Linked DNA regions of Mus musculus: regions 1 and 2 are each linked to region 3. A link is a loop called in an ENCODE intact Hi-C map of the cell type or tissue named here. Cell type or tissue: left cerebral cortex. All regions are shown on one strand.

Region 1 (8,000 bases), 74 kb after region 3:
CTTGTCTCCATTTCTGTCTGGCATCCCTTTCAATGGGAATCGCCTAAGTGAAGCAGGTAAAATGTTACCCTCTACTTATGTGATTTTTTTTTATAACCTATTTAAAAAATCTTTTGGGGCTGGCAAGATGGTCCATTAGTTAAGAGCACTTGTTGCTCTTGAAGAGGACCTGGGCTCAATTCTCAGCACCCACATGGTGACTCACAACCATCCACAACTCCAGTTCCAGTGGACCTGCAGGCACCAAGCATGTATGCAGTGCATATACATATATTCGGCAAAATATGCACACATAATGTAAAATGAATAAATCTCAAAAAGAAGAAAAAGAATTTTTTTCTGCCCAAACATAATAAAGACCTCTCTCTATCATCTTTTTAAAACTTTAAAGATTAACTTTTAAGATATTTCTTTGGGGATAAGAAGATTAAAAACCTAATGTTATGTTTTTCTACATTTCACTTTCCCAAGTATTACTTTTAAGAAACATTTATTTATATCGCATGTGAGTGCATGTATGTGCATGTTGTGTGTACATGTGCATGAGTGTCTGAGCACTCTGTGTGTGAGTGTGCATGCACATGTGTGTGTGTGTGTGTGTGTGAGAGAGAGAGAGAGAGAGAGAGAGAGAGAGAGAGAGAGAGAGAGATTGTATAGTCATGCATGTGGAAGCTTCCCAACTTGATTCCTGCCTTCCCAGGAGTGTGTCGCAGGTATTAAAATCAGGTCATCCGGCTTGGCATCAAACACTGCCGCTTACTGAGTCATCCCCACAGCCCTGCTCTGCTTAGCTCTCGAAGTAATTTCTTCCTCCTGTGATTTGAGATCCCAGCTGCTGTGTATCTCTCTTCCATATGTGCGTGGGTCTCACGCAGGGTTCTGTGTTCTGTTTTGCCACCCCACTCTCTTGTTTCCATTCCCCCACCGTTCCACTGAGTCCCTTCAGCCTGGAGATTAAGTCTTCTCCACCCCACTGCCTTGTGTTCTTTTCCAAAATTATCTGGTTGCTGATCTGCTTTGTGAATTTTAAGATCAGCTTGTCAAGTTCCATCCCAAAGGGAACTTCATTGAGATCTGGGTAGAATTTTAATTGGGTTTGCAGATTACTTGGTAGGGGCATCAGCAGGAAGTTGAGTCTTCTGACCCATGAATCTTAATTGGATTACATACTGCTTGCTTGCCAGGAGTTTGCAGGACGCAGAGTCTTCTGATCCATGAACATGTTTCTTCATTTATTTTTGGTCTTTTTAATTTTTTTCACAAGGCTTTGTCATTTCCTCCACTAAAAAGTTCCATGCCTTGGACCAGTGAGATGGCTCAGTGGGTAAAACCGCCTGCCATCAAGTATGACAACCTGCGTTCTCTCTCCCTCTGTGCACACACTCTTTGTCTCATTCTCTTCCCCTCCCCTCTGCCCTCCTCCCCATGATGACTTCCCTGGTCTTGGAGGGACCAGTGTACCATCCAAGAGCTGCTTTCAAATAAACCTGCAATTATATATACTTTAATCTGGCTTGAATTGGCTCATTTCACCAATGCAGAATAACTTATCGCCCTTTCCAATTATTTTTTAAATGTTTATTGTAAAACTGTTGAAAAAAAAATCACACAAAGTTAACCAGACCCAAAGTTAGAGCAGCCCTTTGGCATGAGCACTGTGAAGCTTCACATTGGATTTTATACTTTCACTGGCAAATATATAATTTTGCAAGTTCTACTACCAACACCAAAACTCTGTGACAGAGTTAGCACTGAAAACAGCAATTAGCTTATCTCCTCTTGTGCCTATTGCCTGCACTCAGTTCTTCCTTGGTCCCCTATTTTAACCCTTTCTGTTATTCTGCAACCACATGTACATATGTTCACATGTGTGCATGTGCTAGTAACAGATTCTACATATGAGGGAGGACATGTATTGTGGGGCTTTGGAGGGACGGCATTTGTGGTTTAATAATAAAGGCATGAAGACATCTATATATAATAGGTTAGCTCTCTGGCACCAGAGAAATGAGCCAATTCAAAGGCAGTTTTATTGGGGTGCAAGTTCACTGGCCCCAAGGATTGAGGCCAGGGGAGTAGCCATGGGGAGAGAAGAGGGTGGAGAGAAAGAAAGGGCACACATGCAGAGAGAGAACAGAAGGAGGAGAGGGAGACAGAGAGAGGGAAAGAGAGGACAGCAAGAGGGAGAGGGAGGGAGAGGAAGGAAGAGAGAGAGAGAGAGCACAAAACTTCTGAATTATATAGGGAAGAGCCTCTGGGCTGCAAAGTTCAGGACTGGGAGCAGGGTATTCCAAGGTAGAGTCTGAGGGATGCTGGGAGAACCTGGAGGCCAGGTCTGCTTTGATATGTAAAATATGCACCTCAATATAGTCTAAGGCTGTTGGCTTTTTTTTTCCCCCTGAGGCAGTCTCTCAGCTAGCTTCTAACTTAACCAACTTCTCTGCCTTTGCTTTCCTCCACATGGCTCCCACTGTTCTACCTCTCAGTTCCTCCTGTACCATGCCTGCCCGGACACTGCCTTGCTTCCCGCCCTGACAATAATGGACTGAACCTCTGAACCTGTAAGCCAGCCCCAATTAAATGTTGTCCTTTTAAGATTTGCCTTGGGCCTTTCCAGCCTCCGCCTCGGACCCTGCAGCCGCCGCGATGTTGATGCCTAAGAAGAATCGGATTGCCATCTACGAACTCCTTTTTAAGGAGGGCGTGATGGTCGCCAAAAAGGATGTCCACATGCCTAAGCACCCGGAGCTGGCAGACAAAAATGTGCCCAACCTTCATGTAATGAAGGCCATGCAGTCTCTCAAGTCTCGAGGCTACGTGAAGGAACAGTTTGCTTGGAGACATTTCTACTGGTACCTTACGAACGAGGGCATCCAGTATCTCCGAGACTACCTGCACCTACCCCCGGAGATCGTGCCCGCCACCCTGCGTCGCAGCCGTCCCGAGACCGGCAGGCCTCGGCCCAAAGGTCCAGAGGGTGAGCGACCTGCAAGATTCACAAGAGGGGAGGCTGACAGAGACACCTACAGAAGGAGCGCCGTGCCCCCTGGAGCCGACAAGAAAGCTGAGGCTGGGGCTGGCTGGGCCACTGAGTTCCAGTTTAGAGGCGGCTTTGGTCATGGACGTGGTCAGCCACCTCAGTGAAGTTGGAGTTTATGTTGTATTGAATAAACTTTAAAGAAAAAAAAAAAAAAAAAAGAGTTGCCTTGGTCATGGTGTCTCTTCACAGCAGTCAAACCCTAACTAAGACACACAGCTTACTCATTCTGAGCCGATCAACAGCAGGACTAAGCCCATTCCATATTTAGTATTGTCTTTTGGCCTCTTCCATGGCAGCTTGCTTTTTGACATGATAATTTCAGAGATACCTCTTTAGGGGCAGAAAGTGACAGCATTTACATATCCCTGGCTCTGCCAGAGGATCAATTAACAACTGAAAATACAGGGACACCTCAACATAACCATTTAACACAGTATGTGTGGGTAAGCCACCCTAACAAACATGCGGGGGGGGGGGGGGGGTCTTTTCTTCTAAGATTGTGTGAACTCCCTTAACATACATTTTTTAGATTTTTTTTATTGATTCTTTGTCATTTTCACGTCATGCACCCCAATTCCACTCATCACCCTGTGTCCCTCCATAGATGCCCTCTGACCTTGCAACCTCTCCCACCTAAAGAAAACAAACAAAACAAAATACAAACAAAAACATTTCACTGTGGAAGCTGTGGTGTGTCACACAGTGATATCCTTTTGTTCAAGATATTTTGGGTTTTTTTTTTTTTCTGAAAACAATCTTTATTTAAATAAGGACCTAAATACATTACATAACATTAAAACTGGAGGGGAAAAGAAAACCAAAAGATCAGTTTGTTCTTTCGCATGGCACTGGGCAGCAGCTCGTGTTGAATTGAAGCCTCTACAGCTAGCCACTCGACTAATGGCACCAGCTTGGCATTTGACCCCTTATCATAAGTTTAACTGATGCCAGGCTGGCCTCACCCTTCATATTTCAACATCCCCTGGCTAGGACAGATCTGCTTAAAAAGACCACCCTGGTGGTGAGCTAGATACCCACTGCTTCTCTGGAAAGGTGGCCCTTTCTGAATTCTGCTTGATCAGACAGCAGGGCTTCTTTTTACAGCCAGAGACTCCCTCTAGTGACAGACACAGCTGGGGCAGTGTTACCCATACTCTTGGTCACTTGGGCTATTCAAATGGTGGCATTGTCCTAGGGCAGGGGACTCTGTAGAGTGAGCCCCAAGGAACCTCTGGTCAGACAGAGCCTCCTGTGGTCTTGGGGATCTTGGCTTGGCTGAAACCTTGTTATTGCTTTGTTCCAGGGTGGACACTGCCAGGGCTTACTGCTCAACCTGTTTAAATGAGAGACTTCAAGACTACACAGCATGGCCCTTTTCAGATTATTGCATGAAGGAGTTACACTAGTCCAAGTTAAAAGTGGACCCCAAGTGATTACATTATATAAACTAGGAGGTTTTTAAATTTGTGACAAGGAACAGAAGGGAAATTCTACTCACTGCAAAGAAACCCTCACTTAAGCTTCAGAGAGCCACAAGCACTTAAAGCCCATGAACCATCAGCTGATCGTCCTTAGCCAGTCCAGTCTCTATCAGGAACTGGCATATGTTCTTGGGCTGGTCACCCTGTAGCTGAATTACGTCTTCATATTCTGGGTGCTCAACTACAGTACCACTGCAGGCAAATTTCTTCTTAAACTCCACTAGTTTCTTTTTACCGTAATCACCAGCGATCCCTTGTAAGGGTCTTCCTGCCGTTTCTCTGTTGAATCTTGTATGGATAAAATCCTCACTGCCAGCAGGAAGCAGGTCACCACCTTACTTGCATCAGCAAAGGGGTCAAAAGAGTGGAGCTTCTGGATAGCAGACTTATGATAGGATTCCTTTTCCTCGGTGGAAACGACCTGCGGAAGGAAGCAGGGGCGAGGGAGGCAAAGGGGAGGTAAGGGGGGTGCAGGGGACGGAACGTCGGGAAGCGAGGAGCCTCGAGTCGGCTGAGTCCTTGGCAGCGGTTCAGTGACTGGGGCAGATATTGTGTTTTTTAAAATGGCAGCATGAGGGGGTTCCTTGGTGGGCCCTGTTGCGGTGTGCCCCTAAACAATCAAGCCATGTGACAGGCCTTGGGGGTGGGGGGAGAGAAGGACAGAAAGCAAGAGGAAGAGAGAACAGACAGGCTCATACCTGGCTGTTGCTCAGTAACTGTTGTGCAGAGTCTAGAGGAAATGCTAACGCAAACAGCTTCACTTGCCGACATTCATTGCAAGTAGTCATTGGCTTGGTTCAAGGCCTCTGGCTTCTGCCACATTATCAACAGTGGCTCATCACTGAGACTCCTCTCTGATATCTTGTTGTTGCCCTATATCATGGAAATCCTGCTGCATAAGTTCTGCGGGACTGGCCCCTCCCTTTGAGAAGGCTAGGCTGACTCCATGACAGGCTTCAAATTGGCAGTTCAGGACTAGGCAAGTCCAGACAAGTCCAGGCGTCAGAAGCTGCCCTACTATGTGGCCTGAAGCAAGGACAATCAGTCAGCAGCCGTTTCCAGATTTCCTCAGCTGCATTGTCAGCAACAGTTTCCATCCCCCCACACCCTAGCAATGGAACATCCCTAGAGATAGAGTAAGATAAAAGTCACCTACCCTGAAATTCCCTAATATGCTTTAAATCAGGCCTCTGTGCTCACTTGGTTGTCTCTCTGTCTTGGTAATGGGAGACCCCAGCATGCTGGACTTCAGCAGTATAAAACACTCTTTGCTTTCACATATGATTTGAGTCTGGGGTATCACTCTTCAGAGACTCATGGACCCTTTACACCTTCACATGTTCATAGAAGGGGTAGATGTTTTAGTATGAGAAAGGAATGTGGCTTTTGATAAAGAACAGGCAGCTTGAAGCGTGGATGAGACCGGAACAGTGAGAGCCACGTAGAGGAACTCAATGGCAGAGAAACTGGTTAAGTTAGAAGCCAGCTGAGAGACTGCTTGGGTGGTAGGGGGCAGAGTTGGTCAGCCCGCCAACCCTCCCATCCCACCACCAGAGCCAGCTTTCCCTCTTTACCCAGGCAAGGGGCAGGGCTAGCACTCCTGTCTGTGGCAGCTGGTAAGGGGCAGGACAGCTCCCCCTTGCCTACAACATCAGGGCCAGCTTTCCGTCTGGGCTGGCACACCAGCTCCCCCTCCTCCAGGGCCAGCTCTACTGTGCTACCCAGGTGAGACTCAGGACCTGCTCTCCCAAGTGCTATAGCCAGAGAAAGGGTGGGGGCTAGGTCTCCCGATTGCTGCAGGGGTTGTCTTATTAGCCACACCCCTTCCTCTGTCATTGCGTTAACTAGATTCTCCAAGGTGAAAAGGAGATTTGAGACCAGCTGTGTTTTTCCTCCTGGGTTTGAAAGAATGTTTCGCTTCTGAAGCTGTGCTGTGCAAGCGCCTAATTGGTAACCCCTGGTGCATGTCTTCCATCTGGGTGTTGCCTGCCAGAACCATAAGCCAGCTGAAAGACTGATGCTGGCTAGGAGGAGATGAAAATGCTGTCTATACAAGCTCAGGCGCGCTTCGACCAGCTAGGTGTGCATATGCCAATGATGTGGTGAATGAGGCCCAGGCAGGAGGAAGGACGGAATAAGTATTAGCCCTTCAAATGGAAGGTATTTTTAACATCAGCGCTTCCGTTCCGACCCCCAGCTCTTCCAGCTCCCCCACTGCTGCAGGCCACATTCCAGAGGCTCCTAGATAAAGGGGGTAGAAAGGAAAGACTGCTTCTACCATCCAGACCCTTCCACACAAACCCCTCCTAGACCTACTACTTGTCTGAAGCAGGTAGAAAATTTGGTCCTGCTTCTGCCTTAGTACCTCCTGCTGCAGCTGCAGGCAAGGAGATCAACCCACTGCCCATTCTACTCTCCACAGACCTTTGGAAGACTGTGATGGGCACCCCAAGGCCTGCTAAGAACTCTGAGCTGCAGCACTCTCTGCGGACTCCTCCCTTGGCATCTCAAGACCCTCCCAGAGCCCAGAGCTGTAGGGCTCACCTGAGGAAATCTTTCACTTGGCCTCCTGCAGCCACAGAGAGTTTCAGAGTTTACTTTCCCCTTCTGAACTGTTAATTCCTGTACATAGAATAAGAATAACAGTCTTTCTTGGCTGCAGCCATCATTGTCCACCCACTCCATTTTTGTATGTATGTATGTATGTATGTATGTATGTATTGAGGAAGAGCAGGACAAGACACTGTCTCACTGTGGCTGAAGGATCCAGTTCTAAAGTGACCCACGTGGTGGCTAATGGTGGTGACTATCTGCCCCATTTGACAGTGGCAATGTGGAATGCTGGGTTGTATTGATGATGCAGCAGCCAGTTTCCCGCTGAGCAAGACAGTCCAAAAATTAGATCAGAGCTCTAGTGTCTGTATTATAAACATGGCCTCAAAAGAGGATGTCGCTGCTGACATCCCCCTGGACACAGACAAGCCCTGTTTCAGTGCATTACACGAAGTGTCACTCACAAGCCATTAGCAGCATTGAGTGTACCTTGAGGCTGGCTACCACAGCCTGAGTTTGATGTGCTTATAAAAAGATAAAGAAAGGGGGGGATATGTTTTGGGGGATGTGAGATGAGCTGTGGGGGAAAGGGGTGCCTCGGTGGGCCCATGCTGAGGTATCCCCCCTGAGGGACCAGCTACATGATGGTGTAGTATAGAATAGAGTTTATTCAGGGCATGGGGAGGGGAGTCAAGAGTGTAGTAGAGGCAGAGAAAGGCAGTGTGTGTGTGTGTGTGTGTGTGTGTGTGTGTGTGTGTGTGTGTGTTTAGAGAAGCAGAGGCTGGCCAGGAACATGTGGAGAGAGAGGGGGAAGAGAATAGGGAGAGAGTGGAAACAGGAAGGCAAGAGCAAAAGGGGGGGGCAAGCAACCCCTTTTAGAGTGAGTCAGGCACTCCTGGCTGCTGCCAGGTAACTGTGGGGCCGAG
Region 2 (8,000 bases), 180 kb after region 3:
TACTCAAACTCTTTATCTAAAAGATTCCCTAGGTGACTATTGTTCTTCTTCTCATTTTGTTCTTTTTCTGTGCTTCAAGTTTCTGACAACCACACTTTTTAAACATCATTTTAAAGAAAAGGGGAAAAAAAATTCAGGCAGGGAAACCAAAGATCCAAGGGTTGGGCTACAGAGAAGCAATACATACTTAACCAAAACAAACAAACAAACAAACAAACAAACAAACAAAAAAGGCCTGATTATGCATAGTGCACGTGTTCTCCAGCAAGATGCTCTGTTGTCCTTCACAAAGCAAGATAGCTCGTGCCTCCTCTGGACTACAGGGTCTTGAAAACCCTGACTATGGTGCCGCTGAGTGACCCACATACAGGCTGGAAACTGTTCCCAAGACAAATTCTTCCACCTAGGTTTGGAATACTAGAAACAAAGGGGGGTGGGGGTGGGGAGAGGGCGGCAACACAGAAGTAAAAGCCTGGCCCAACCTCAGAGCAGGGAGGGAAAAGACTTTTCCTAGACAGTGTTACTTACAGGCGTGTGGCTGCTTCAGTGGAGGTCTCATCCCCTTCGATCCTGTACACTTTCCCATACATGACATACTCAAACTGGTCAGCCCTACAAACAACAGACTGGTCACTCTTCATAGTAAGAGTCTACGGGAACTTTAGAAATGGAGACTGATGAGGTACACATGCAGAACCATGACCTTCCTTGGCCCCCACAGAAATTCTGTGAGGTACACATGACCATCTGTATTTCATTGATGAGGAGACAGAAGGCTTTGAACTGAAAACTCAGGTTGAGTCGTGGCCTTTTAGCCCTATTCCAACTGGCCTCAAACTCACAGTCAGACAGACTTGTGCTTCTGTTTCCCAAGTGCAGGGACTAAGGGTGCTGGTCACCAGACCTACTACTCCATAGTCTTTCTATCACACCAAGCTCCCTCACAAGACCTAAGTTACTATGTAATCCTTTCCTCAGCCTTAAAGACCTAACCCTGAACCAAAGGCGGCACATAACCTTAATTCCAGCACTGAGGCAGAGGAGGTAGATGTGACTCTAAGTGCAAGGCCAGCCTGATCTACAGACCAGGTCAACCAGGTCTCTACAAAGTGAGAAGACCCTGTCCCACATAAATAAATAGATGCAATTCACAAGCTTATGATCACTGCTCTCAGTAATGAATAAAACTAGTCATCTGAATTTTTTTCAATTTTTTTAGACACAAGGTCTCATGTAGCCAAGGCTAGCCTCAGACTTGATATGAGGCCAAACATTTTCTTGAACTCGTGAACCGTCTCCTGAATCCTGGATTATAGACAAAAGCCATCACATCCAGGTCTAGTTGTCTGAATTCTTTTTTTTTGTTGTTTTTTGTTTTTTTGGTTTTTTTTTTGAGACAGGGTTTCTCTGTATAGCCCTAGCTGTCCTGGAACTCACTCTGTAGACCAGGCTGGCCTTGAACAGAAATCTGCCTGCTTCTGCCTCCCAAGTGCTTATGCTGGAATTAAAGGCGTGTGCCACCACTGCCCAGCTAGTTGTCCGAACTCTAATTGCAGCAATGCCTTTAAGGTAATTCAGATTCCACTGACAGCAATCATTTATCTCTAGAAGTAAAGACTTTCCTATATACTTACGTTTTTCTTTCTTTATAATATATACATAATATAGAACATATGTTATATAACATTATATGTAATATATAATATGTACTATATATTATATGTAATGTACAACATTATATATAATATATAAATAAATTATATATTATATTACTTCATTACATTCTCATCATAGTTACTTATATATAGTATTAACATATGTTATTATATACTATAACATACATGTTATATATTATATCTAATATATAACATTATATAACTTATGTTATACATTGTCATGTAATGTGCATAGTATATAATACATATTGTATCCAAGAAATCAAATTTTCTATAACATATAGTTATACATATGTATATCCATAATCTACATATTATACTTTCTCTGCACTATATTCTTATCTTAGTCACTTGTTTACTGCTACCTCACCTGGAAGGCCTGTCATCTGTGGGGTTGTATTCACCATCATCCAAGGTACCATCTTCATACAAAGTACTAGCTATAACCAACCGGAACTTGTCACCTGAATAGAGCAGCAACATCAGGGTAAAGAAGTAGACACCTAAGACCAAAATCCTCTTGCCATTGCCCGTATTCAATACTTACCTAAGTCCACAGGGTAAATCTGAATGTTTACATCTAAGATGAGGTCCATCTTGAAAGATTCACTCTCACAGTGCAGCCGGGATACTGGGGAAGAGTGCATGACAGACATGATTACAAAGTCTATCGATGCCAGCTTGGGGTCAAATGCAAGAGATCAAATCATCTAACATGCACACACCCACCAGCCTCCCACAACTGCAATCAGAATCAGATTCACAAGAGGGAAGAAGGCAGTAACCTCAGCAAGTGACAGGGTCCCAAGCAAGCGGCAAAGCTCCTCCAGCAGTGGCCAGTCTCCAGGCTCTAACTAAAAACGCCTGGATGATTTAGACTAGAGTCTCACTGGTCCTGAGACTTCCTCTTTCTAGCAGGAGACACTGCTGAGGGAATCTGAGGGATGTATTCAAAACTGACATCTGTCTTAAGACATTTGCCTCCAGGCTAAGCGACACCAAGAAGAAACAACTTCCGGATCGTTGGGAAAATAAATACACCAAGCGGTCAACTGAATGAAATTCAGAGAGCTTCGGAAAGAGCTAACTTGTTCTTAGGCTAATACAAAATTATTGGTTAGGAAGGCAGGTAGGTAACTCGCTGCAAGACCTGGGGTAACAAAAGAGATAAGGCACCATCTACTTTTTCCAAGAATAAAGTTCAGAGCACGGTAGAGCACATAATAACTGTGTAGGGAGTTAGAAAGGTTCCCAGGGGTATGCCAGCACCCAGCTAAGGGCCACCCACCGGGCACCAGGCACCGCAAATATAATAGAAAAAGCTGTCTCAAGTTTCTCATTCACGAAAAAAAAAAAAAAACTGTTTCCTGAGGGAGGTACCGAGAGGGTGGGGCGGGCCAGCCACTTGGGGTGGGTGGGCATGTTGGCCACTTCCCTCCTACCGCCCCGACACCGCTTACCTCGGTCAAATTTCTTGCCTTCTGGGTCGATGTCTTTCACATCGAAAATATCCTCGAACAGGATGCCCGCCATCGCGAAGGGCACGAAAGCTGCAGAGGATGTGAGCGCGCGGCCACCACTGGGGATTCGCGCACCCCCTCACGTGGAGAAAAGTAAGACAGGGCAGAGTACCGCCCCAAAAGCGGCAACGAGGCCGAGGGCGCGTGCGCACGGGCTGCAGTCACGCAGCCACTTCCGCTGCCTCCTTCTCGGGGCTTCTTCACTTCCGCCGGGAAGGGCCACCTCCGAGGTGCTCGGGCCTTGTGGGCGAGTCTCAAAACTCGGTGACTCCGTCCAAGGCGGGGACAGATTAAGTCCCACCTCCGACGGGGTACCGCGCTGCGCCCGGCTCGACGGCGCCCTCTTCAGACTGTGGATCCCAAAGCGTGGAAAGCTTGGGGGCCTAACCCAGCCAGGAACCTTGATCCTTGGCCCAGAGAAGCCCGGCCCTAGCCCTTCCCTGAAGTCCGCGTGCCGGCCGAGGGCACAGTCCGCGCTGCAGGCAGGTGGAGCAGAACCCCGCCCGCAGAGCACCAGCCCTCCAGGACCCGGTGCCCAGCCCCTCAGACTGTCACCAAGATCCCCAAAGCTGGTGCGAGCTGGCTCGGACCAGCTAGACATCACCGGAGCCGGGTGCGTCCGGTTTGGGAATTTGCCATGATGTCACTCTCGGGGAAAGGAAAGCCCGCATTGTGCCCTCCCCTGGGGCTTCACCTCCTCGCCACTCCCGTCTTCCCTTGGCCCTGCTTGGCACTAGCCTCACACTGATCCCCTAGAACACTGCCAACTGAACTTGGTACTGCCTGTCACCCCACTATACCACCCTCTTCTGGACACTGAAGTGCGCCTTTCACTGGGAGGCGACAGCTCGCAATACCTTCTTTCTAGGTGCTACCTCCTCTCATTACAGCCCCTGTGCTGGGCACCCTCTTGTTTCTTGAATGAGTCTTCATCCTGGTACTATTCTTTCTCCACAGATTTCTGGACACTGTCCTCTCCAGTGGCTCCAACCTAACGCTGCCCATCCTCTTTGTGCCCTCGACACCTTCTTCTTGTCCTTCCCAGGACCCCGAAAGACAATGTGGAGCCTCAGTAGGCCGTTTCCTCAGGGCGTCAGCAGCTACTCAAATTCCCCCTTAAGCGGTGCCTGGGAGGAGCGACCTCTGCTCCCCCCCCCCCCCACACACACACACACACCCGCCTCCCAGGAGCGGCCTCCCCCGCACCAATAGCTCCCTTCCCTCGGGCCTCACCCCTTCCCGTCCCCTCCCACCTCCACCTCCGCCCCTCTTTCCAGGCCTAGCCATTCCAGGTGCACCTTCCCGGGGGAACCCGGAGGAAAGGAAGGAGAAAGGGAGGCAAGGAGGGAGCCGGCTCTCGGGCATCCTCCCAGATGCGTCTGAGCCGCCTGAAAGTGTGAAGCAGAGGCTGCCCCTGTCCGGTCTGGCTTAGAGAGCCCGAATTAGCTTTTGTCAGTAGCCCCCTACCCCAGTTCAAGAGTCCCCACATCTCCAGCCCCTCCCGCACAACGCTGCAGCCGCGGGAGAGCCCGTCCCTTCCACGTGCCAGCAGACCCGCCCCCGCCCGGCCCCCGCACCCTCAGGGCGCTGGGTTAATCCCGGGCCTCCGTGGCGAAGGGGTGCGAGATCGTGTTTCAAGCGCCCCCTGCCGCCTCTCCGGACACCAGGAGGCGGCCCCAATGCAGACCCCGGCCGGGCAGGGACGCCCCTGCAGATGGGCCGGGGCGGAGCAGCAAAGCAGGGCACCGCCCTCGGCCCGCCCGCCGAGGAGGAGACGCTAGCGGGAGGCTGAGCCTGCGGCGCGCGCCCGGGGACCCGTCGCACTCTGCACTCGGCCGCCTGGGCTGAGGGGACGGGACGGGTGCGGGCGCGGGCTCAGCGGGCCGGGAGCTGAGTCAAGGCCGAGAAGCAGAGGGAGGCAAGAGGACAGTGCACCGAGATGGCGGCTGCAACGGCTGCGGCGGCCGCGGCGGCGGCGGCGGGGGAAGGGATGGAGCCTCGAGCGCTGCAGTACGAGCAGACCCTGGTAAGTGAAACCCAAGGGTTGCCCTACGGGACCAATGCTGCAGGTTGCCCTGGAAAGTGTGAGGACAGATGGCCTACCCTAACCCGGCCTCAGCCTTTCTCAGCTATGGAAACTGAGGTTCGGGATCCGCCAGGCTGTGGGTTCAGAGTGTTGGAAAGCTGCTTGCTGGTTTCTGGCTGAGACTGGTGGCCTGCAGAAGACAATGACACCAGGTGCTTGGCCCAGGTGTCCTTTCTCTTACCCACTTCTGCATACACGTTTTTGTTTTCTTCACTTACCACTTGAGTCCAAGTTACAGCAGCCCAGTGCTCTTTCTGAACACCATCTATACTATTGAACTTGATCCACATGTCTATCTACTTTCAACACCCTCCTGGGTCCCTGCTGTGTACATGGTCCCAGGCTTAGCTTAAAGACAGTAGGAAGTAATCAAACCCAACCCCTGCCTTTAACAGCTCAAGCCCAACATTGACAAGAACTCCTCAGGAGACCCTGTTGGAAAAGGTGGCTTAGGTGGCTTTTTGCCACCCTGGGGACTGAAGCTTTAGGGCCGATGCAGGAAGCAGGAATGGGTGTGAGAACTGAAACCTTTGTTCCAGCTGGATCTAGCCAGGTACCCCACCACCACCACCCACGCCCATGGAGTGTCCCTTGACCTCATAAGAAGCAGGGGTCCTGAGCTTTGAGATGACTCATGACCACCATTGCTGAGAAGCCATTCACCAGAATGGGGGACCAAGCCCTAAGGAAAGAAAGTGGCCCAGTAGTTTCTTTTTTATCACCTTAGGCTGGAATTTGCCCGAGAGGATAACAGGGAGAAACAGCTGTAGGAGAGGGCCTGGGCTGTAACTGAGTCAGAGAGGTGCCCAATTACCAGAGACTGTGAAACAGAATAACTGGTATGAGAGTACAGTGCCAATCGATAGTGGAGGCAAGCCCTTTTGTTGGAGATGGCCCATATCCTGGCCGTCCACGGGTCAAGAAGAGGCGCATTTGGCCATGGAAGCCAGGCATCTAACATGGAATGGTAACTCTTTTGCACCAGCGGCTGCTCCATCTCCTTGTGCCTGTGGACTGAGTTCTCAGGGTCAAGCGCTCCCTGCTCTGGCCTCTCCCACTTCCCCTCCCACCCTTTTGTCTTGCTCACCTCCTCCCACCTGCTGTGTTTCTCTGTACACTCTTCCTCCTCCTCCCTGCTCTGGACACTTATGTTGCTTTTCCTTGACTCTTCTTTCTGCCTTTCCTCTGAAGTTCCTCTTCCCCCCCCTGCCCCCCCCTTTCTTCTATGTCTCACCCTGTGTCTCTATCTTTCCCTCCCCCCCCCCAACCCCAACAGGAGCCCTTTGTGTCCTGAAGCTCCGCGGGTGGCAGCCAGAATCTGCTCCTCCCCACCCCCCAACACACGCCCAGCTTGGCAGGTCCAGCCATAACACTCTCCCTTCCCATCAATCAGCCTAGTAGCCACAGCCTTGCCATCTCCAGCCTCGGTGGTCCTTGAACCTGTCACTGGCCCCAAATGCAGTTCCAGAGTAGGCCTGAGGCCACCCAGCACTGCCTATCCACCCAAAGAGGCTTTCCGTGTCTGCTGGGCTGACAGGCTGATGGGGGTTTGGGAGTGGAGAATGAGGACAAGGGGATTAGGGTGGGTGGGAAGGGTGCAGCTGAGTTGGTCACAGGCCAAAGGCCCAGCAGGAATGTGATAAGGATTGGGGCTGGGACCTCCTAGGCCCAGCTCCGCTGCCCTCAGCTCTACCAGGTTCTTGTTGTTGTACATATGCCCTTGACTGCCCCTCTGACCTTCCCCCTTCCTACTTTCAAACTGCCTCAGGTTTTTCCATCTTTTCCCTCCTCTGGACCCTTCCCTCCTGCTCCACCCCTGACTTACTAGAAGAGGACCGATTATTCTGCCACCCCCAGAGTTGTGTCCCTGTACCTTGTCTGTCTCCATCACTCTGGCCAGGACAGCCCCCGCAGTCTGCACTGTGCATTGTTCCCACACTCTGAGCCTGAGTATAAACTGGATTCAAGATGGGGTATACAGTGCAGGAGCTGAGCGAGGGGTGGGGTCAAAACCCAGGAACTCTCTGTCTCCCCACCTCAGATACTCAGGCTCATGCTACATTCTGTCCATTGCTCCAGATGTATGGCCGGTACACTCAGGAACTCGGGGCCTTTGCCAAAGAGGAAGCTGCTCGTATTCGCCTGGGAGGGCCTGAGCCCTGGAAGGGGTCCCCTTCTGCCCGGGCTACCCCAGAGCTCCTAGAATATGGACAGAGCCGATGTGCCAGATGTCGCAGTAAGATCCAGATTGGGGCAGGGACCTGGGTGTTCTATTTTGAGGGAGACAAAGACAATTAGAGCTGCCCATGGGCGATGGGGAAAAACAGGGTACAGAGTAGGAACACTTTGGGACCAGCTTCTTTATGCATCTTCCCTTCCTTGCTTCCAGTTTGTTCTGTACGCTGCCACAAGTTCCTGGTGTCCAGGGTCGGTGAAGACTGGATCTTCCTGGTTCTGTTGGGGCTCCTCATGGCACTGGTCAGCTGGGCTATGGACTATGCCATCGCTGTCTGTCTACAGGGTGAGGGCAAAGGCTGGCGAGGTAACTTCTTTCCTGCATGCCACAGTTGTTTAGGTAACTTGGCTACTGGCCACTTCCTCTGGCCAGTCTGACTGTCCATCTCCAGGCAATAATGACTGCCACTTGTACGGGCCACACCTTCCTCCCTTCCCTCGGCAACAGTCTTATCTGCGATGGGCTTTGTCCCAGTGAATGCC
Region 3 (8,000 bases):
AGACAGAATACCAACACCATTAAGGCACAGGCCCTCCCTGCCCACACCATCAAACAGGCTGAACTAATAGCTCTTTTCCTTGACTTTCAACTGGCACAGGGACAATCCCTAAACATTTATACAGACTCCAAATATGCTTTCCATATCCTCTTGACCCACACTGCTATCTTGGAGGAGCTTGGGTTACTTACGACAAAAGGAGGATCAGTAACTAATACAAACCAAATTATGGCCATGTGAAAAGCCTCCCATCTCCACACAGCTATTGGAAATGTCCACTGCAGATCCCACCAGATACATGACTCTATTGTCTCCAAGGGAAACAACCACACCAACGAAGCAGATAGAGCTGCGGCCTCTAGGGGTCTAGACTTGCCTCACCCACCACAGGACATTCTTACACTACAACCCACATCTCCTCTCTCACCCCCTGACACTCTATCCCATCATGCCAGCCAAGCAAGTCTTATTTTGTTTTAAACAAACAAACAAAAAAAATCTACAGCCTACTCCCAAGGACTTACAATTCTTAAAAATCTATCACTGCCCCTTGCAAAAATCTGTCAGATGTCAGACTCTAACTCCACATATTGTAGTATCCCTTTTCCTACCCATCAGGCTACAGTGTCCCTTTCTGGAACCAACTGGCAACTTGACTTTACCCACATGCCCACTGTCAAACACGCCAAGCCATGGTCCAGGTCTTTGTGGATACCTTCTCATGGTGGGTGGAGGCACTCCCCAACAACTACAAAAGGGCTCAGACAGTCTCTCATCTCCTCCTTTGAGAGATCATTCCCAATTTGGAGTCCCAGCCTCCCTCTGGTCAGACAATGGTCCCCAATTCACCTCCCAAGTTTCTCAAACTCTATCTAAAGCCTTCAACATCCCCTAGAATTTTCATGTTTCCTCTCACCCCCAGTCTTAAGGAATGATAAAAATGTCTAACTGTTGCCTAAAAAGGACTCTTGTCAAACTGTCACGGGAACTTTACCTCGACTGGGTAAAACTCCTACCCCCGGCTCTTTTTAGGCTATGACCTCTCCACAAGTGACCTCTTCATCTCACCTTTCAAACTCATGTTTGGATGTCTGGTCCTAACTCCTGGTCTTTCACCCAAATACTCCCCCATCCCTGATCACCTACTCACCTCACTACTGTGTTACATCTGTTCTTTCCTATGGAACTTTGCTGACCACAGTCTACCACAGCCACACACTGATCCCTGCCCACTTCCTTTCAACATTGGAGACCAGGTTCTTCTCTCCCCTGCAGACCACTGGCCCTCACCTCTCTCTCCTAAATGGCAGGGCCCCTTCAAAGTAATTCTCATGACTCCCACAGCTGCTAAACTTGAGGTCTCACTGGGTCCACCTGTCTCACCTCAAAACTCTCACCCCTCTGCCTCAGAATGACTCTTCTTCCTACACATCGAGGACAACAAGACCCTCCTTTCTAAAGTGGACTTTGGAACCACCCACCTTGTCCCCAATCTCAGAAAAATGAGACTCCACTCTGGCAGCTGCACTCGACCCCACTGGATTAGACATGGGCTTCTCACCCTCTCCCTGATGTTTTTTTTCCATTCAGTGTAGCCCTTAAGTCTGGAGATTCAAGGTTTGAGAAACCCCCATTGATAACAAACAGTCTTTCCAAATAGGGTCAGAAAACTGCTCCATAGCCGGATGCCAGGAGCCAATCCAGACTGCTATCATCCCTATATCCACCATTGCATCAAAATATTATGACCTCTTGTCTGCTTCCTCTTTGACCAGACAAAAAAATGATTGTTAAAAAAATGGCCAGATGAATATGGGGGCTGCCATCTTGCCAGATACATATGTTAGGATCACAGACCAATCACTTCTTCTATCAACACCACAAGACTCTCTTCTTCTATGTACAAAACCCATGAAATCCCAGATGGGAGACAGGAGTTGTTGATAAGCTCTACTGTAAAAACCAATCTGGGTCCCCAGTTGAAAATATGTCTCAATTGTCCAACCTCTAGAAATCTAATAAATAGGAGAAGTAATTAAACACTCCTCCAAGGTCCTTACTTCCTTGACATTCCTTCTTATAAATGGTATTAACTTGTCATTTCACCTTTTGCTTCAGACCCTGACCTAAGCCTGTCAACTCCTTAATGTCACCCAACCTGGCTGCTTTAAATATTGCTGGCTATGTGTACCCCCTGGAATTAACTCATAGTTGCCACTTACAGCTTCTCCAGTGACCCTGCCAAGTAACTTCACTTCACCTTTCATCAGCTGCTCCTACTCTGGTGTTGCCAGGACCCCATACCTTTTCTCTATATCTCTTTTTTGGCATAGCAGACTGTGCTAAGATATTCTGTAGGAATGCTAAGCTCCCTAGACTGCAATAGAACCATAACCTTTAATACCTTATCTCTGCCACAGTGCCCTACTGTCCAAAATATATCAATTCTCTTTGGTACTCAGGTATATCATCATCTACCTGCCAGATGATCAGGAGTATGTATGATCAGGAGTTTGTATGTTGGTGTTCCTTTTCCCTAAATTAGGAGTAATTCACAGAGAAGAGCCTCTACCAATCCCAGTTTTAGACTCAATACCTGCCCAACACAAGAGGGCAGTTCAAGTCATACCTCTCCTAGCTGCTGTGGGAATAACAGTCTCCCATTGCCCTTTCTAAAAGAACACATAAACCTGATACCTCATGTATGGTCTGAAAATAATCCTCCAGGTCTGGCCTTTCACTTGCCTCCTGTTCTGGTAGGTTCTGATAGGTCTGAAAGCTGCTACTAAGCTCTATCTAGGTGAAGTCATCCAGGGTTTCAGGCCCCATATTAATAGCCTTCGTGATCATGGGTTCCTCATTCCCTGTCATTTTCCCTGAAACACACCTCTGCTGCCAATTACAAAACCTGGAGGACAAAATTATAGATTAGTGCAAGACCTAAGAGAGGTAAACAAAAGGGTGGAAGATATCTACCCAACAGTTCCAAACCCATATACACTCTTGAGATCCTTACCACCTGACAGACAAATCTATACAGCCTTGGATTTGAAAGATGCTTTCTTCAGCATTCCTCTATATAAGAACAGCCAGATACTTTTTGCCTTTGAATGGAAAGACCTGGAGAATGTAATCAGCAGACAGCTGACTTGGATGAGACTGCCACATAGATTTTTTTTTTTTAATCGCCCAACAGTGGCTGGAGAGATGGCTTGGTGGTTTAAAGCACTGATTAAGTTCAATTCCCAGCACCCACATGGTGGCTCACAGCCATCTGTAATGGGATCCTATGCCCTCTTCTGGTGTGTCTGAAGACAGTAATTCTGTTCTCACATAAAATAAACAAACAAACAAATAAACGTTTTTTAAAAACCCATCCAACATTTTTGATGAGGCTCTCCGCCAGGACCTACATGAGTACAGGCAGACTATGCCACAGGTTTCTTTGCTCCAGTATGTGGATGGTTTGCTTTTGGCTCACACCGATGTAGACTCTTGTATGGAAGCAACCAGGTCTCTTCTAGAAACACTGCAGGGACTGGGGTATAAGGTCTCAGCCAAGAAGGCTCAGATCTGTGTGTCTGAAGTGACCTTCTTTGGTTTCCAGCTAAGGGGGTCAAAGAAGTCTTTCTCAAGCACATAAAGAAACCATCCCAGCCATCCCAATACTTAAGACCAGGTGCCAAGTATGGGAATGCCTGGGGTCAGTTGTTTTTTGTAGACTCCGGGTACCAGGTTTTGCTGAGATAGCTAAACCAGTCTATGAAGCCACTAGGGGGCAGGAAGAAACTTTCATATGGACAAAAGAAAATGAGAAAGCTTTCCAAGAATTGAAATTGGCAATGTTATCTGCCCCAGCTCTAGCTCTGCCTGATGTGACTAAGCCCTTCCATTTGTTTGTGGATGAAAGTCAAGGCATTGCCAAGGGGTACTGACACAAACCTCAGGCCCCTGTCAGCGACCAGTGGCCTACCTATCTAAGAAATTGGACCCATTCGCAGTAGGATGGCCAAACTGCTTAAGGATTATAGCAGCCACTGCCTGCTAACTTAGATGCCCAGTGCAGATTTCACTATGTACACTGATGGAAGCAGCTACATGGAAGACAGCATCAAATATAGAGGGCCAGCAGTGGTGGATTTGCATAAGACATTCTGGGTGTCTCCCCTCTCAAATGGGACATCGGCCCAAAGGGCAGAATTAATAGCCCTCATTGAGGTGCTTAAGTTGGGCAAGGACGAGGTGGTTAATATCTACACTGATGGTCAATAAGAATTTGTCACTGTGCGTATTCATAGGGCAATATATCATGAAAGGGGACTATTGATTGTAGAATGAAAGACAAAAACAAACAGGAGATCCTAGATCTCCTAGCTGTTCTATGGCTCCCAAAGAAATTGGCCACCATACACTGTCCCTGACATCGACAGGGACAGACCCCAGAGGCCATCAGTAATCATAAAGCAGATTGCTGACTAGGGAGGCCACCAAACAGCCTCTCCTACATTTGTGAGTGACCTTCCCAGACCTGATCCTACTTAAACATACAACCTACTCCAAAGAAGGTGACCAGGCTTACCAACTCCTGCCTAGTTCCTACACAAAGAATGGATGCCAACACACAACAGATGGAAGAAAGATTTTCCAAAAACTTTGGGCAGAACTTTGGCTCAAGATCTTCATGCCACCATTCATCTGGGAATAAATAAGATGAAAGGATTAATATCTAAAAAGTTCTTTACCTCAGGGCTAACCAAGGAATTGCAGGACACTGTTTCCTTTTTCTTTCTTTTTTTTTTTTTTCCACATGGAAGAGGTTTATTGAGCAGGGATGGGGGTGGCGAAGCAGGTAGAGGGCAGAGAAGAGGAAAAAGAGAGAAAGAGGGAGGAGAGAAGAAAGAGGAGAGAGGGAGAGAGAGAGAGAGAGGGAGAGAGAGAGAGGTGTGATCCCCTAATTTATACAGAAAATGACGTCACACCAGTGAGGGTGAGAACTGAGCCAAGTGGATTGTGGGATTGAGGGTCATTGCCCTGGCAACGCAGGTCAAGGGTCACATAGTAAGGCCGGAGCTTGGAGTGTCCTGGTGCTAACATTCCTCCCTTCTTGTTATTATAAAAAGAAGGGAAGAAAAAGAGAGGGGAAACCAATGGTGAAGAGGGAATAAGGACGTTGTGTTTCTTAAGCTACTTCCTGCTGTTTAGGGGCGTCATCACTTTTCAGGGTGTATCTGGTCTTCACCATAGGAATCCGTTTGGTAATAGTCTAAATCAGGCTCTTCTATGGACAGTGATTCCTTTGTAGGCAGCGGCTGGTAATCCTGTAGCAGGAGCTGATTAACAGTTTGGTTAGAAATTTTTTGTACTTGTCACTGAAAGAATATAGAGATGAGATTAATAAGACAAGGGGCGATTGAGACATATTTTCTCTGGATGTGGATAGTACTTACTGGAGAACTGGTCTGAGTTTTGCAGTAGAGCTTACCAGCAACTCCTGTTTCCCACCTGGGATCCCATGGGTCTCGAATGCAGAAGAGTGTCTTGCAGAATCAATAGAAGAAATGATTAATCCATGTCCCTAGCCTGTGTATCTCACAAGACCAGTATGGGCAGCCCCCATACTTGTCTGGCCATTTTCTGCAATAATCTTTTGTCTGATCAAAGAGAAAACAGGTATAGAGGCCATAATATGCGAATGGAGTAACAGATATAGGAGCGATGGCAATCTGGATCGGTTCCTGGCACCCAGCTATGGAGCAGTTTCCTGATCCTATTTGGAAAGTCTGCTTGTTGTCTGTGGGCGTTTCTCGAACTTCGAATCTCCAGGTGTAAGGACTGCCCTTGATGGAAATGAACAGCAGGGAAAAGATGAAAAGGCCACAACTAATCCAGTGTCTCGTCCAGCGAGGTTGGGTTTGACTGCCAGAGTGATGTCTCATTCTCTAGGATGGGAGACAAGACGGTGGTCTTGATGTCTTCCGGAGCTTAACAGGGCACCATCCTGTTAGGGTTGATGTGTAGGAAGAGGAATCATCTTTAGGTGGGGGAATGAAGGGTTTCAGGTGAGACAGGTGGACCCAATGAGAGAGTCCCTCGAGCTTAGCAGCTGTAGGAGTTAGGATTACCTTAAAAGGACCCTGCCATTTTGGAGAAAGGGGTGAAGGCTGATGACCTGGAGGAGATAAAAGAACTTGATCTCCGACATTAACAGGTAATGGGCAGGAGACAGAGTGTGGTGGAGGGAGGTGATAGTCAGCAAAGTGCCATAGGAGAGAACGGAGATGAGAAAGTAATGGGGTAAGCAAATGATCTGGAAGGGGAGAGTGTTTGGGCAAGAAGCCAGGAGTTAAGACTGGACGTCCGTACATGAGTCAAAAGGTGAGATGAGGAGAGGTCGCTTGGGGAGAGCTCACAGTCTGAAAAGAGCCAGGGGCAGGAGCTTTACCCAGTCAAGATGAAGTTGCTGTGACAGTTTAACAAGAGTGGATTTTAAGGAGCGGTTAGTTCTTTCTACCTTGCCTGAAGATTGAGGGTGGTAAGGGATGTGAAAGTGTCAAGGAATGTCTAGGGCCTTAGATAGGATCTGAGAAACTTGGGAGGTAAATTCAGGTCCGTTGTCTGATTGGAGAGAGACCGGAACACCAACTCAAGGGATGATCTCTCGGAGAAGATCAGAAACTGACTGAGCCCTTTCATTAGTTGTGGGAAATGCTTCTACCCACCCTGAGAAGGTGTCCACCAAGACCAGGAGGTATTTGACACGTCTGACGGTGGGCATATGGGTGAAATCAAGTTGCCAGTCAGTTCCAGGAAGGGAACCTCTAGCCTGGTGAGTGGGAAAAGGAAGGCCGCGATACCTTGAGTTGGAGTTAGATGTCTGACAGATTTTACAAGAAGCAGTGATAGATTTTAGGAAACATAAGTCTAGTTTCTTTGACAGGTATGCCACAGGTGCTAAAGAAGGTCCTATTTGGTGGCCCAAGGCTCCAAGGGCAAATCCCTTCTTTTCTGTTACATAGAGGCCTAAGGAGGGCCTGTTGGAGCCTTTGAAAGGGCTTGGTAATAGGTTTTAAAAGAGGTTCATGGGTGGGGCCTATGCTGCTTCATATAGAGGTCAAGAAAGAAGAGAAAAGGAAGGGACCCACGAACGTAAAAAACTGGCTATCCCCAAGAATGACAACATTTCTTCTTTTGTAGTCGGAACAGTTAGAGATTGAATCAGATCTTTCTGTCTAATGTAATAGCCTTATGTGTCGGGGTGATTGTTAGTCCCAAATAGGTAACCTGAGGAGTGGACAGTTGGACTTTAGAGGGCGAGACCCTGTAGCCACGATTAGAAAGGAAATTCAGAAGAGCCGAGGTGTCAGTCTGGCTGATTTCTAGAGAAGGACTACAGAGAAGGACATCATCTACGTAAAGTATGAGCTTAGATTTAGGAAGAGACAGAGATAGTAGGTCAGAAGCTAAGGCCTGCCCAAATAGGTGTGGGCTATCCCAGAATCCCTGAGGTAAAACAGTCCAGGTCAGTTGGGTAGAAAAGTGGGTATCAGGATCTGTCTAGGTAAAAAAGCAAATATGTTTTGTGACTGGACATCTAGAGGAATAAAGAAAAACGCATCCTTAAGATCTAGGAGTGAGAAATGGGAAGTACCTGAGGGGATAGTAGAAAGAAGTGTGTAGGGGTTAGCCACAACCGGGTGGAGAGGAACCACTGCAGAGTTAATACGTCTGAGATCCTGGACTAAACGATAGGCACCATTGGGTTTCTTTACTGCCAGTATAGGGGTGTTAAAGGGAGAAGAGGTAGGGCGAAGGAGTTTGTTTCTCAACAGGTCAGAGATGATCGGCTTGTGTCCCCTGAGGCTCTGGAGGGAGAGAGGGTATTGAGCCTGGGTGATATACCTGGTAGGATCCAACAATTGGATGACAACAGGCGAATGGTGTTTAGCGACAGAGGGGTTCTGGATGTCCCAGACTCGGGGATCCATCTGTGAGGCTGGTAA

The links. Hi-C counts contacts between places; a loop is a spot of excess contacts. Peaks named below come from ENCODE experiments on the same cell type or tissue, not always from the same donor. Only the 100,000 strongest peaks of a DNase experiment are listed, where the experiment ranks them.
Region 1: a loop joins it to region 3, with 5 times the contacts of the local background. A loop is called at or near these places in 3 of 42 quality-filtered maps.
Region 2: a loop joins it to region 3, with 8 times the contacts of the local background. A loop is called at or near these places in 8 of 42 quality-filtered maps.

What each region holds. Positions count from the first base shown.
Region 1 is chr16:20,817,287-20,825,286 of GRCm38, reverse strand. It overlaps the pseudogene Gm9536 and the pseudogene Rps10-ps2. Among named protein-coding and RNA genes, the nearest start is that of Gm22741, 76 kb to the right of the region's middle. In left cerebral cortex, a CTCF peak has its summit at 4,151; DNase peaks (open chromatin) are centred at 883, 1,652 and 4,109; H3K27ac peaks cover 2,675 bases.
Region 2 is chr16:20,713,131-20,721,130 of GRCm38, reverse strand. It overlaps Clcn2 (chloride channel, voltage-sensitive 2), which reads left to right and starts at 4,495. Exons shown (of 24, transcript NM_009900.2): 1 at 4,495-5,222; 2 at 7,362-7,518; 3 at 7,672-7,803. The coding sequence starts at 5,136. It overlaps Polr2h (polymerase (RNA) II (DNA directed) polypeptide H), which reads right to left and starts at 3,305. Exons shown (of 5, transcript NM_145632.2): 1 at 3,137-3,305; 2 at 2,224-2,307; 3 at 2,047-2,140; 4 at 529-612. The coding sequence starts at 3,209. In left cerebral cortex, CTCF peaks have their summits at 3,332, 3,531 (motif pointing left) and 4,843 (motif pointing right); DNase peaks (open chromatin) are centred at 4,777, 4,915, 5,363, 6,077 and 1 more place; H3K4me3 peaks cover 5,448 bases; H3K27ac peaks cover 4,519 bases.
Region 3 is chr16:20,891,729-20,899,728 of GRCm38, reverse strand. No RefSeq gene overlaps it. Among named protein-coding and RNA genes, the nearest start is that of Gm6551, 33 kb to the left of the region's middle. In left cerebral cortex, a CTCF peak has its summit at 3,756 (motif pointing right); DNase peaks (open chromatin) are centred at 3,805 and 4,597.